Regions from separate parts of the Homo sapiens genome. Here regions 1 and 2 are each linked to region 3. The links are chromatin contacts, found by Hi-C or POLR2A ChIA-PET in ENCODE. All regions are on one chromosome and are shown on one strand. The core of a region is the stretch at or near the end of the contact, and the rest is flanking DNA. Distances in the headings are between cores, read along the strand shown. Region 1 overlaps DNAJC17 (DnaJ heat shock protein family (Hsp40) member C17). Region 2 holds the start of CHAC1 (ChaC glutathione specific gamma-glutamylcyclotransferase 1). Region 3 holds the start of RHOV (ras homolog family member V).

Region 1 (4,449 bases), core at 414-2,913, 87 kb before region 3:
GGAAGACCAGTTTTGACTTTGAACCGGTTGGCCTAGAATTTGGTGCTTTGTACTACAAACTAGATTCCCAGCTTTGTCCAGCCCTCCTGGAGTTGACTGCTGCCTGAAGAATTTCTCACCATGTAAACACAACTCTCCTAAAGCAGGCCTTTGAAAAACCTTCCGGTCTCAATATTGTTTATTATTAAATAATCCTACCTTATGAACAGCTCAAAAGGCTAGATTCAGGGTAAAAATGTACAACAATTATTTTTTATAACTATCACAAAATTGGGAAGGAGAGGAACTTTCAGAAGAACAAGAAATAGAAGGGCCATCCTCTATAATCTTACTCCTTATGATATAGGATAAACAGGACTGCTGAAAGCCAGGTATCCCGGGTTGGAAGCTCCTCCAGAAACTGACTCTGGCCCAGGTCCAGTGGCTCACGCCTGTAATCCCAGCATTTTGGGAAGGTGAGGCGGGAGGATCGCTTGAGCCCAGGAGTTTGAGACCACCCTGGGCAACAGAGCAAGACCCCATCTCTAAAAAGAGAAAGAAAGAAACTGTGTCTGCAGGTGCTGGGATCACTGAGGCAGAGCTGAAGCAGCCACAGCAAGGTGTGGCTTTTCACTTGCAGCTTTTCTTCTTTACCTATAGGTTTCCCCTAAATCCCCTGGTCTCTCTAGCGCTTAGAAACACTTGCATTTCTGAGACTTCACAAAGGATCCAGGTGACAGTTCAAATGTTTCCAACCCAAAGTTCCCCATCCAGATCATGGCTTTTCAGAGGAGAAGCTCTTTCTAAGGCCCAGCCTCAGAAGGACGAAGATCTCAGATAAATGTAAGCTCCGTGAGTACTTCGAACTGCAATTTGCAGAAACTTGGTCTTTCTCCTGATGGCTTTCTAAAAACCTCACTGTCTACCACCCTTTTTCCATCCTAGACTGGTTGAGTTTAATCTGTTTTTGATGTCTCAGGATCATCATCCAGAACATCAACTACTGAATAGTATGACACGTTCTACGGAGAGTGGTGTCAGGCTTTTCATTTGCTTCCCTAGGTGGCGAGGATTTTAAATTCTACTCTTTTAATAGTTTTCCTATTACTTCCTTAGTTGGCCTCTACTAGACTGCCAGATGCCAGCCCTTCCCTAGAAGTGCTGCTCATCTGCTGCTTCTTTTCTGGTATGGTCTAGAGAAACAGATAAGCTGGTTATAACTATACCTTAAATGAGAGCATAAGGGTATAGGAAGGTATGGGGGTTCCCCTTACAAATAAAGTGGATGTACTTAGGAGGCAGGGAGTTCTGCTTCTCCCCAGGGTCCAGAACAGTGAACAGCACCTGGCATTCAGCAGGCACACAATAAATATCTGTTGCATGAATTGGCAAACATTCATTTGTTCTCAACCAAAACACAATCGGAAACCTCAACTATGTCAATTACTTCAGACCCACTGAGGAGCAGAAGGAAGTAGGTGCCATCCAGACCCTAGGAGATCTGACCACTATTTCACAATTTCTCCTCCTCCCTGCTAACACCTCCTCTTAAAAAACCAAGTCTGGGAAAGGGAAGGAATTACTAAAGCAGACTGCCAGGATAACCACAGTGGGAACTAAATGTTACCCCCTCATTGCCCACATCAGACAATGAATAATAAATTGGCAGCCACCCAGCCCTTCCCCGGAAGCTCTATAACCGGTTCTACCACTTTCAGCAACCTGAACCCAGAGCAGGGGAGGAGGGCTGGAAGCTGGGTCTCTAGCCACCTCCACTGGGTTTTGCCGCAAGCACACAGCAGGGCCTCTGACATCCACCTGCCTCCAGTTTCACCTCTTGATGGGGGAAGGAACTCCTGACTCACCCAAAAAAGCTAAGTGCTAAGGGATCCAATAAATACAAAATAGCCATCATTAACTTAAAAGAAAGGTGCCCTACAAAGAAGGGATCATTATTTTTTAAAAGGTTGCTGTCCTTTCTTGTAATAAAGCTTGGAGCCAGGTAAGTAAGTGGTACAAGTAAAGAGGCCGAGGCTGATAGGTTAGACTTAGATAAGGAGGACACAGAGGGAGGCAGCTCTATGTGACAACAAGCACTGAATGGACAAAGCATCCCGGGTAAATCAGCTGGAAACCCACTGCCAGGCCCAGTTCCAGTCACAGGCACAGTGAGTGATAACAGCTGGGGCAGCCACGTCTCCCCAAGCCCGGAGAGGCAGATGCCTCCCCATCCCCTCACTAGCAGGAACCCCAGAGGTATATGACTGCCTGATGTCACACGCAGGAAGCAAACAACAGAGCTCTGGGCACCTGCCTAAAAGTCCCCTCTGGCCAGGCATGGTGGCTGATGCCTGTAATCCTAACACTTTGGTAGGCCAAAGCAAGAGGATCGCCTGAAGCCAGGAGTTCAAGATCAGCATGGGCAACAAAGCGAACCCCACCTCTACAAAAAATTTAAAAATGGGCCGGGCACGGTGGCTCACGCCTGTAATCCCAGCACTTTGGGAGGCCGAGGTGGGTGGATCATGAGGTCAGGAGATCGAGACCATCCTGGCTAACACGGTGAAACCCCGTCTCTACTAAAAATACAAGAAATTAGCCGGGCATGGTGGCGGGCGCCTGTAGTCCCAGCTACTCGGGAGGCTGAGGCAGGAGAATGGCATGAACCCGGGAGGCGGAGCTTGCAGTGAGCCGAGATCATGCCACTGCACTCCAGCCTGGGCCACAGAGCGAGACTCTGTCTCAAAAAAAAAAAAAAAAAATTTTTTTTTAAATGAGCCAGGCATGGTGGCATGCACCTGTAGTCCCAGCTACTTGGGTGGGGCTGGGAAGGATTATTTGAGTCCACGAGTTTGAGGCTGCATGCCACTGCATGCCAGCCTGGGCAACAGAGTGAGATCCATCTCTTTAAATAAACATAAATAAATAAAAATAAAAGAGAAGTTCCCTGTGCCTGAAAGATTGATCCTTTCATTCCTTACAGCCTGTGACCCCTATTGGGACAGCACTACAGAGAAGTCCCCAAATGCCTGGGCACTGTACAACCTATGGGCTGCTCCCAAGGCTTGGCACAAGCAGAGAGCTGGCCAACCCCAGACAGCCCCCTCAGCTCAATGCTCCCAAAACATGGGCCTGCTGGTGGTACCAAGATAATACCAGAGAACCTGGGCCTCACACTGACATCCCTCTCAGGCTGATAGCCATGGCCCATGGTTCAGTCTCAGAACAGGGGCCTGTGCCACCTAGAACAGCTGGGACCACACACGGAGCCTGGCCTGCTTCTCCCCAAATGATGGCCCTTGTACGCCCTTTGGGCTCTGGTTCCTCAGCCAATCCTGAGGCCACTCTTTAGCTCCTCCCATCCCCCCGGATCTCATCTCCAGGTCCCCCTTCCTTCACTCCCCCACAGTACTCCCTCCTATCCTGCTCTCCTCGGTCCACTTCCCCAAACCAGCCCACTTGAAACCCAGTCTACAGCCCTCTTTCTCCTCCTCAGATACCACCCTGCTCTCTGGCCCACCTCCTCCCTTTTAACCTTATCCTAACCACCGCTATATTAGGCTCAGACCCCAAAAGCCTTTCCTACCTTCTCTCAGCTTGTAGATTCTCATGCCCAGATCTGCCAGAAACGTCTCCCCACTGCCTGCTGTCACTCTTAACTCCTAGAGGCCTGGGTCTCTAGCCCCAGAACCACTTCCTCTGCCCAGTCTCTGCCCTTTCCCAGGGGGTAGAACTCCTTCCCTCTGGGCCCTGGTACTTCCTACACCTCATTCATTTCTGTCTTCCCTTAATGCATTGTTTCCTTTATAAACAAATTTGTATTAGTAAAAAGAAATTAGTTGATTTCGGAAGTCTGAGGCAGGAGAATGGCGTGAACCCGGGAGGCGCATCTTGCAGTGAGCCGAGATTGCGCCACTGCACTCCAGCCTGGGAGACAGAGACAGACTGTCTCAAAAAAAAAAAAAAAAAAAAAAAAAAAAGAAAAGAAAAGAAATGAGTTGATTTAGTGAAAATAACTAAATAACAATACTTACGAACAGCAAAAATAGGGAAAGCGCTATGCAAATGGAAAACATTTTGAATGCCACTAACTTCAAGGAAATGGAAACTGTGCTATGGTAGTTTTAACACAAATCTTAACACAGTTCCTTAAGCTGTTCAGAGCAGCTTACTACCTGCTGGGTTTACCCAAGTCCCAGGCAGGTAAAATCTCTATCTGTGTTACAGATGGGGCTGCGAGACTCTCTGGGGCCCACAGACCCGTCTCCTGTTGCTCTAATTGGTCCTGAAGTGTGGGTCACGGAAAAAGTTCTCAAAGAGGAGTAGAAAATTCAGGTGTGGGCCGGGCGCAGAGGCTCACGCCTGTAATACAAACACTTTGGGAGGCTGAGGCGGGTGGATCACTTGAGGTCAGGAGTTTGAGATCAGCCTGGCCAACATGGTGAAACCCCGTCTCTACTAAAAATATAA
Region 2 (4,432 bases), core at 1,124-3,623, 79 kb after region 3:
TTTCTAATGTCTGCACAAATTTAATGGACTATATCATATTTATGTAACTAATTATCTATTGCTGGGTATTTAGGTTGTTTTCTTTGTGTTTGTGTGTGTGTGTATGTGCACATTTTTCTGTCATGTGAATGGTAAATTGACATAATTTCCTTAAACATTTAGCTAATTTTGGATATTTAAGTAGTTTTTCTTCTTTTGTTTTTGCTATAATATGTAAAGGTCGGGCGTGGTGGCTCACGCCTGTAATCTCAGCACTTTGGGAGGCCAAGGTGGGCGGATCACAAAATCAGGAGTTTGAGATCAGCCTGGCCAATATGGCGAAACCTCGTGTCTACTAAAAATACAAAAATTATCCAGGCGTGGTGGCAGGTGCCTGTAGTCCCAGCTACTCGGGAGGCTCAGGCAGGAGAATCGCTTGAACCTGGGAGGCGGAGGTTGCAGTGAGCCGAGATTGTGCCACTGCACTCCAGCCTGGGCAACAGAGAGAGACTCCACCTCAAAAAAAAAAAAAAAAAAAAAAAAAAAAAAAAAAAGTAACAATGCATTGAAAATCTTCAGGCATATGGCTTTTCCCGTATTTTGAATAATTTCCTGAAGGAGTATTGGGTCAAAGGGCAGGGATATTTTGTGATTCTTGACTTGTATCACCAAGCTGCTTTCTCAAAGGGTTGTTTGTGCCAATTCAGATACTTCAGCAATATGTGGATACCAGTTTCCCACTTCCCGGACTACAACCCACAGCTGGTGAGTGGAAAAGAGGACATTCTTCTAAGAAGCTACCAACAAAGGAGGTGCTCATATGAACGAAAGGGGACAGGATAGAAGAGAAGAGGGAGACTGAATGTGGGAAATGGAGAGAAAGCGAAAAAGAAAGGAATAACCAGAAAGGACCATTTGCTGGTAATTTTTTTTTTTTCCTGATTGGAAAAGTAATTCATGCTCCCTGTAAAAATCCAGACTTTTTCATTACTGTTTAAGTTTGATACTGAAAGTCCTCCTCTGGTGCCAGCCTCTGCTAACTGTTTAGGTATATTCTTCCAGATTATTTATTACACGAATACTTTTTGTTTTTAAAGAAATAGCTTTGTACTATACACACTGTTGTGCAAGTTTCCCACTTATATCTGCGACACCTTCGGAATGAATATGTGAAGTGTGAAGATCACGTTTAGTTTAAATATTGAATTAGAATCGAATGAGAAGCCATGTTGCACATTGCCCCTGCCAGCCATCTCCTGGCCAGTTTAGAGAGAAGGCCTTCAGCTGCCTCTGTTTCCCTTTTACAGTCAGTGACATCCCCTGAGGGCAGTCCCTTGCTGCGTATTGGGTCAACCCCCGGCGGCCTGTGGACTCGGCTGGGAGGCCAGAAGCCGAGGGAGAAGACCAGTAGCTGGCCATAGTCTTGTGGGGGCCTCACTGGGCCCTCCTTGCCCGCTGCTCCCGGAACCTTGTGCCTATGGATTAATCATTGCTGCAAAATCTCACGTCCAGGAAGAATTAAACCCATCGCCTTGGGGGCAAGACTAGCCTGGCTTTTGCATCTTTATAGCCTTTCTCCGCAGGTGCAGCCACCACCTCCAAAGTGACTGCCGGTCGGTCCAAGCGCTCTAACAGGCTCTTCCCCGAGCCTACCTGGGCTCGAGGGGTCCCACACCTGGTCCGGGGCGTAGCCCATGTGAGGCCTGCAAGCTCCGGGCGCCTGGCCTACCTAACTCAGCCCCGCAGTCTCTGCAGAACCCCCTGCAGCCCCGTGGCCCAGTTTCTCCATTTGCTCACAATGGCCAACGGCGTGAGGCACTTGAGCGGAATGCGGACGGTGCCTCCGACAGCTTTCCCGCAGTGCATGATCTCAGGAGGGGCCCCAGAGACGGAAGTTTACGACGCCCAGAGCGCTCCTTCTGGACGTGCCCTGGACTCGACTTGGGACTGAGTCTGTGCCGCCTAGGCTGGCAGGGACTCGGCCAGATGCACTAGCGGCAAGGCTGGGCTGACACCGCCTGGGACTCGCTCGCCGTACCTCCAAGGGGCCCAGGTCATGAGGGGGCGGCTGGGGAGACGCCCGCCCGGTGCCCGCCCTGGGCCCGGCGGGTGCCCCCTGCCCGCCGCCTGACGCAATCCGAGGCGCCCTTGCTGCATGCCGGCGCTGGAGAAACCTCCCCTGCCGTTGCATCACTCCTGCCAGGTTTGCCACAGAGGTGGAGCTGAACCAATCAGCGGGCGCGCTGGGCCCGCGGCGCGGTTAAGTGAGAAGCAGAATCCGAAGTTGATTGGCCAAAAGGGGATTTGCCCCACCCCAATCACCGCGGCAGCTGGCCGCGGTGGGCGTGGTCTCCCGGCAAGAAGGTTTAAAGGGCGCCTCCATGGGGGGCGCTCAGCTGGAGCTACCGAGCGGTGCCAGGCCAGGTGTGTGCGTCCGTCGGTCTTTCCGTGCCCACGCCGGAGACCAGCCCCGGAGGCCGCCTGGGCCTATCCCTGTGCCAGGCACCATGAAGCAGGAGTCTGCAGCCCCGAACACCCCGCCCACCTCGCAGTCCCCTACGCCGTCCGCTCAGTTCCCCCGAAACGACGGCGACCCTCAAGCGCTGTGGATTTTCGGGTACGGCTCCCTGGTGTGGAGGCCCGACTTCGCCTACAGCGACAGCCGTGTGGGCTTCGTGCGCGGCTACAGCCGCCGTTTCTGGCAGGGAGACACCTTCCATCGGGGCAGCGACAAGATGGTGAGCATCCAACCGTGCCCAGGGGAGTGAGGGGGTTGGGGGCGGGATACTGGGCGCCAGTGCCCTGGAATGTCCGGGGCTCTCTGGGCCAATAGAAAGAAATGTGTAAACCTGTGTCTGGGGTTTGTGGCTCATTTAAATGTATGTGCCCAGTGCATCACTGTGATGGCTGGAGTCTGTGAACCTGTGGATCCCTGTGTTGATCACCAACTGGGACCACTGACATGTCAGTGTTTCTGGACGTTTCTCCTACATCCGTGCATCGCTCCCCCACCTTCCCCTGCATGAATGGGACTCAGCATGCAGAGTGGGGCACTTGGAGGCCCGGGTCAGCGGGATTGATAAAGGTTTCCTTGCTGATGGCAGAGCTGATTTCTAACTTGTCTATTTCAAAATATTTCTTCCCTCCCTAGCCTGGCCGTGTGGTGACGCTCCTTGAAGATCATGAGGTAAGTGCCCGAATCATGAAGGGGAACCCTGGCCCAGTGTGAAGGGGGACCAGCAGAGAGAGCTCATAGGCTCTTGGCTGCAGGCTAGCTCTGTCTGATGCTTCTCTGGCAGAGTAGAAACGTGTTCTAGCTCAGTGCTTCTCACCAAATCACATGAGGATCTTGTTAGAATGCAGATTTTAGTTCAGTAGCATGAGAATGGGTCCTGAGACACAGCATTCCTAACTAGCTTACAGGTGATGCCACCACATCCTGGACCACACTTTGAGGAGGAATCCTGTCTTCCCTGGTACTAGACCACTTTGTCAACTGTTTTTTTTTTTTGTTGTTGTTGTTGTTGTTTTGTTTGTTTGTTTTTGAGACAGAGTCTTGCTCTGTTGCCCAGGCTGGAGTGCAGTGATGCAATCTTGGCTCACTGCAACATCTGCCTTCCAGATTCAAGCGATTCTCCCACCTCAGCCTCCCGAGTAGCTGGGATTACAGGCATGCGCTACCACACTCAGCTAATTTTTGTATTTTTAGTAGAGACGGAGTTTCACCATATTGGCCAGGCTGGTCTGGAACTCCTGATCTCAAGTGATCTGCCCACCCTCAGCCTCCCAAAATGCTGGGATTACAGGCATGAGCTACTGCACCTGGCCTCAACTATGCCTTTTTTTTTTTTTTTAAGACGGAGTCTTACCCTTGTCACCCAGGCTGAAGTCACTGCAACCTCCACCTCCTGGGTTCAAACGATTCTACTGCCTCACCCTCCCGAGTAGCTGGGTTACAGGCGTACGCCACCATGCCTGGCTAATTTTTGTATTTTTAGTAGAGATGGGGTTTCACCATTTTGGCCAGGCCGGTCTCGAACACCTGACCTGAAGTGATCCACCTGCCTTGGCCTCTCAAAGTGTTGGGATTACAAGCATGAGCCACCACGCCTGGCCTTTCAACTGTTCTTAACAAAGAGAGTACAAGGGCTTGAGGTACTGCCACCAGATGGCTCATCAGCCGACCACAGCCTCCCTTATAGAGCACAGTCCTGGGTGGGGGTGGCATGTTAGGATAGGAGAGGGAGCAGCAAGGAGCTGTCATGACTGACCCCGGGTGTCCCTATTTCTTCCCAGGGCTGCACTTGGGGCGTGGCATACCAAGTGCAAGGGGAGCAGGTAAGCAAGGCCCTGAAGTACCTGAATGTGCGAGAGGCAGTGCTTGGTGGCTACGATACCAAGGAGGTCACCTTCTATCCCCAAGATGCTCCTGACCAACCACTGAAGGCATTGG
Region 3 (4,521 bases), core at 1,535-4,034:
TCCTTATGGTAAAGTAAGTTTTGTTTTGTTTCATTTTCTCCCTGGGTGTCCTTCAAAGTCCCTTCAAGCTCCAACATGAGGGAATGTTCTCCAGATCCCTGCTCCTCTCCAAGTCCTCTCCCAATGAACTCGCTCTTGCACAGGATACTTGGGGATAAACCTCTATTTAAATTGTTCACAAGCAGCACCCTGACCTTCACTAGCTCCTTAGGTGCCAAGGCTGAAGACTGGGTCCAACCCAAGTCTAAGAACTTTGGCCAGTGATTGAGGTTTAGGCTGTATGGGTTCCCTTTATGTTCAGGCTGTGAATAGAGGTCGGAGGGGGGGATGGTCCCCTAACCTGAGCCCCAGGGCCCTGTGAACTGCCAGAAGGAACAGAGCAGAAAAGTTAGAAGGCTGGGGACTGACCTTGAGCTCCAGTGCTGAGCATGGTGCTCTAGAAAGGAGGGGTGGAGGGGAGGGGCTCCACCCACCAGGTGAGGTCATGGGAAACCAGCTCTGGCGCTGACACCTGGGGAAACCCGTTTCCAGGCCGCTTCCCACGCTAGCTCTCCTGGGAACCAGCTGAGCCCCAAGCGGGGAGCTCCACACCTACCCCCACAGTCCAGTTCCCATTACACTGCCCCCACCCCCAGTCCAGCCCCCACCTTTCAATCTAGCCTCAGTCCTTTGGTCCCCAATCTGTCTCTAGCCAGGCAGTTAGGCCTTGAGGAGGGTTCTGAGGGAGGAGTGGGCTCCAGGAAATGACAGAGACAACGCACGCCTTCACAGACTTAAGGTTTTATTTGCAGACTCTGCACTGCTCTAGCTTCTAGGCTGTGTGACCTTGAGGAAAGGGATGATCCCCAACCCGGTCCTCCTTCAGGTTCTAATTTGCAGCTCCTCCCCCTCCTTTTGCTGGGCCTTGACTCTCACTTCCTGCCCCACTCCTGGCTCAGCCAGTTTGGGCAGTGCCTAGGGAGCCCAGAGACCCAGTTCTTCCCAGGGGCCAGCCCCGCCCTCCCTGGCCTTGGGGATTGAGGGCAGCCCAGGTGTCAGCCTGCTCCTCATCCACCCCACTTCCCTCTCTCCTCCTCCTCGTCATCTTCTTTCCAGGCCTTATCCACCATCAGTCCCAGGCTCCAAGACCTCTTTTCCTGCTCGCTCTCTCAATCTCTCGCCCACTCCATCCCAAACTTCTCTCCAAATCGGGGTTGAGCCCCTTCCAGCCCTCCATAATGCCAAGCGTTCCCCAAGCTCTTTCTCACCCCTGTGCCAAGGAAGGGTCCTAATTCAGCCAGGCTGACCTGAGGGCCCAGGACAAGAAACTGGGTTCCCAAACTGCTCGGAGGTGACTGACCCTGTTAGGACCATCCCATGAAAATCAAAGTGCCAGGTTTTTTTCTGTGAGCTTTGACTGGAGAAATCCAAATCAGAGCCTTCCCTCCTAGGCTCACCCAGGCATATCAGAGTGGGCAGTTAGAGGCCCATGTCCCCCGAGTGTTCAGAAGGGAACTGAGTCCTATGAGGTGGCCAGGCCCTGCCAGTAGCTGCCGCAAAGGCCCGGGTGCCCCAGGTCTCAGAAGTCTTTGGCCTCCTGCCTACTACTTGCTATGCAGCCATAGCTGCTCAAACGAAGCAGAAGAACTTCTTCCAGCGGCAGCGGGAGAGGGTGCGCACACCTTTGGCATTCAGTTTCTTCTCCAGCCGGGCTTTGTGCTCAATGGCACTGAGAATAGCCGAGTCAAATACTTCCTTCAAGTTCTTCTGCGTCAAGGCTGAGCACTCAAGGTAGCAGCAGGCTCGGATCTTCTCGGCCAGACCCTGAGCCTGGGGTTGGGGCACGGGGCCCTCCCGGCCCCCCTGGTCCAGCTGAATTAGTACGTTGACATCGTCCCTCAGGTCGGCCTGGGTGCCCACCAGCAGCACAGGCGCCTGGGGGTTGTGCGTGCGGATCTCGGGCAGCCATTTCTCTGTGATGTTTTGAAAGGAGCTGGGCTGCACCACGCTGAAGCACGCCAGGAAGACATCGGTATCCGGGTAGCAAAGGGAACGAAGTCGGTCAAAATCCTCCTGGGGTGGGAAGGCCAGGTGGTAAGGATTAGCCCCCCGACACATGGAATCCATTTCTCACCCGGGGCTGGAAACCTGAGACTCCAAGAGCCCAAGGCTTTCTCCATTTGCTCCATATGGGGTCCTCCCAGCCTCCAGCCCATCTCCCCGCAGACCAGTAGAGGCCGCGCCCAGCTTCTCACCTGTCCCGCTGTGTCCCAGAGCTCAATGCGCACCGGAGCTCCATCCACCAGGACTTGCACTGCAGGGGCGGGGCGGGGAGAGCCTGAGTTAGGAAGAGCGTCCTGGGCCGCACCAGCGCCACCTCGGGGCCTGCTCCAGTCTCCTCCCCGGGGTCCTCTGCGCCCTCCCGCCGAGACGCCCGCCCCAGCTCCCCGGTGCACAGCCCCGCCGCAGCCACGCGGCCGCACGGGCGATTGAACGTACGTACCAGAGAAGGTGTCCAGCGCAGTGGGCCGGTAGCGCGCGGGGTACCCATTGCAGGTGTAGCTGACGATGAGGCTGCTCTTGCCCACGGCGCCGTCGCCCACCAGCACGCACTTGATGCCCAGCTCTGGGGGCGCGCTACGCCGCCGCGGGGGAGGGGTCGGGGCCCGGAGCGGGGGCGGCTCGGCCTCGCTCAGCTCCCGCGGCGGCATGGCCCGCTCCGGGGGCAGCAGAGGGGCCAGCCCGGGTCTCGGCTTCGCTGCGCTCGGTGAAGCAGGTCCCGCTGGCTGCCTCTGACTGAATGGGTCCAGGCTGGGCGAGTCGGCCCAGCGCTACCAGCGGGTTTGTGTAGGGCCCCGCCCATCTCATCTACATGTTTCAGGCGGCCCCGGACCCCACCCATCGGCGAAGATCTCCCGCGGCCAGGCACCCTGCGAGGCCAGGCGAGGAGGAGGAAAACCCCGGGAGGAGGAAAGGCAGGCAGAAAGCTGGAGCTCCAAGAGTCACGCAGGTACAAGGACAAAGAATCGTCAAATGAGAATACCAAGAAGAGATAGACATCCATGATTTATTGTTAGGAGGAAGAAGCAAGTTGCAGAACATATAATACAGTATGTTCAGGTTAAACAAGTGTGCAAATTAAACCTTGTTCAACTTACAAGAAACAACTCTATGCATATGTTTGCATGAGTATTAAAAAGTTGGGATAATTTTATTAATGAAAGAATTACTTTTTTAAATATTGAGGCTGAGAGCAGTGGCTCATGCCTGTAATTCCAGCGTTCTGGGAGGCTAAGCCAGGAGGATCACTTGACCCCAGGAGTTCAAGGTTACAGTGAGCTATAATAGTGCCATTGCACTTCAGCATGTGTGACAGATCCTAAAAACAAACAAACAAACAAAAAACCTGTTGACCCCTGAACAAAGCGGGAATTATGGGCGAGAAACCCTGTGCAGTCAGCCGAAAATCCCTATATAACTTTTGACTACCCCAAAATTTAACTATTAATAGCCTGCTGTTGCTGGGCTCCGTGGCTCACGCCTGTAATCCCAGCACTTTGGGAGGCCGAGGTGGGTGGATCACCTGAGGTCAGGAGTTCGAGACCAGCCTGGCCAACATGGTGAAACCCCGTCTCTATTAAAAATACAAAAAATTAGCCAGGTGTGGTGGCGGGTGCCAGTAATCCTAGCTACTCAGGAGGCTGAGGCAGGAGAATCACTTGGACCTGGCAGGTGGAGGTTGCAGTGAGCCAAGATTGGGCCACTCCACTCCAGCCTGGGTGACAGAGCAAGACTCTCTCTTAAAAAACAAAAACAAAAAACCCCCCAAAAAAAGTAGCCAAGCATGGTGGTGTGCATCTGTAATCCCAGCTACTCGGAGGCTGAGGTGGGAGGATGGCTTGAACCTGGGAGGTGGAGGTTGCAGTGAGCTGAGATCATGCCATTGCACTCCAGCCTGGGCAACAGAGCCAGACTTTGTCTCAAAAATAAATAAATAAATAAATAAAAAATAGGCTGGGCGCAGTGGCTCACACCTGTAATCCCAGCATTTTGGGAGGCTGAGGCGGGCAGATCACATCACGAGGTCGGGAGATCCAGACCATCCTGGCTAACACGGTGAAACCCCGTCTCTACTAAAAATACAGAAAATTAGCCGGGCATGGTGGTGGGCGCCTGTAGTCCCAGCTACTCGGGAGGCTGAGGCAGGAGAATGGCGTGAACCCAGGAGGCGGAGCTTGAGTGGGCCGAGATTGCGCCACTGTACTCCAATCTGGGAGACGCAGCAAGACGCCATCTCAAAAAAAAAATAAAAATAAAAAAATAAAAAAGGCCGGGCGAGGTGGCTCACACCTGTAATCCCAGCTAATTTTTGTATTTTTAGTGGAGACGAGGTTTCACCATGTTGGCCAGGCTGGTCTTGAACTCTTGACCTCAGGTGATCCATCTGCCTCGGCCTCCCAAAGTGCTAGGATTACAGGTATGAGCCACCACGCCCAGGAGGCTTATCATATTTTCAAACTTTTTTCTTCTGACCTGTATCAG

The links. Hi-C counts contacts between places; a loop is a spot of excess contacts on that map. ChIA-PET counts read pairs that join two places held with the same protein, here RNA polymerase II (POLR2A). Pooled maps may share reads with other maps.
Region 1: a pooled map shows a loop between it and region 3 (1.8-fold over the local background). The contact joins the enhancer-like site here to the promoter of RHOV in region 3. A Hi-C loop is called at or near these places in 2 of 168 maps with a recorded cell type or tissue (DLD1 and endothelial cell of hepatic sinusoid), 1 of 37 single-sample maps with no recorded cell type and 1 of 50 pooled maps. POLR2A ChIA-PET finds 5 or more read pairs at or near these places in 8 of 52 experiments (GM10248, GM12878, H1 and 5 more).
Region 2: a pooled map shows a loop between it and region 3 (3-fold over the local background). The contact joins the promoter of CHAC1 here to the promoter of RHOV in region 3. A Hi-C loop is called at or near these places in 3 of 50 pooled maps. POLR2A ChIA-PET finds 5 or more read pairs at or near these places in 11 of 52 experiments (CD4-positive, alpha-beta memory T cell, GM12878, H1 and 7 more).

The regions. Positions count from the first base shown.
Region 1 is chr15:40,785,973-40,790,421 of GRCh38, forward strand. All of the region lies in intron 1 of DNAJC17 (DnaJ heat shock protein family (Hsp40) member C17), which reads right to left. Among named protein-coding and RNA genes, the nearest start is that of C15orf62, 18 kb to the left of the region's middle. Within about 2 kb of position 1,664, at least 19 of the 41 ENCODE cell types and tissues checked have a DNase peak (open chromatin) inside an H3K27ac peak, as active enhancers do; they include HCT116, where a contact is called at or near this core.
Region 2 is chr15:40,951,098-40,955,529 of GRCh38, forward strand. It overlaps CHAC1 (ChaC glutathione specific gamma-glutamylcyclotransferase 1), which reads left to right and starts at 2,374. Exons shown (of 3, transcript NM_024111.6): 1 at 2,374-2,717; 2 at 3,131-3,166; 3 at 4,276-4,432. The coding sequence starts at 2,487. RefSeq lists an enhancer at 1,583-2,176 and a silencer at 1,848-2,107.
Region 3 is chr15:40,871,450-40,875,970 of GRCh38, forward strand. It overlaps RHOV (ras homolog family member V), which reads right to left and starts at 2,785. Exons shown (of 3, transcript NM_133639.4): 1 at 2,483-2,785; 2 at 2,235-2,293; 3 at 765-2,052. The coding sequence starts at 2,690. The coding sequence ends at 1,609. LOC124903475 (a long non-coding RNA gene) reads left to right here and starts at 2,293. Exons shown (of 2, transcript XR_007064600.1): 1 at 2,293-2,474; 2 at 2,861-3,139. RefSeq lists an enhancer at 392-681 and a silencer at 2,320-2,839.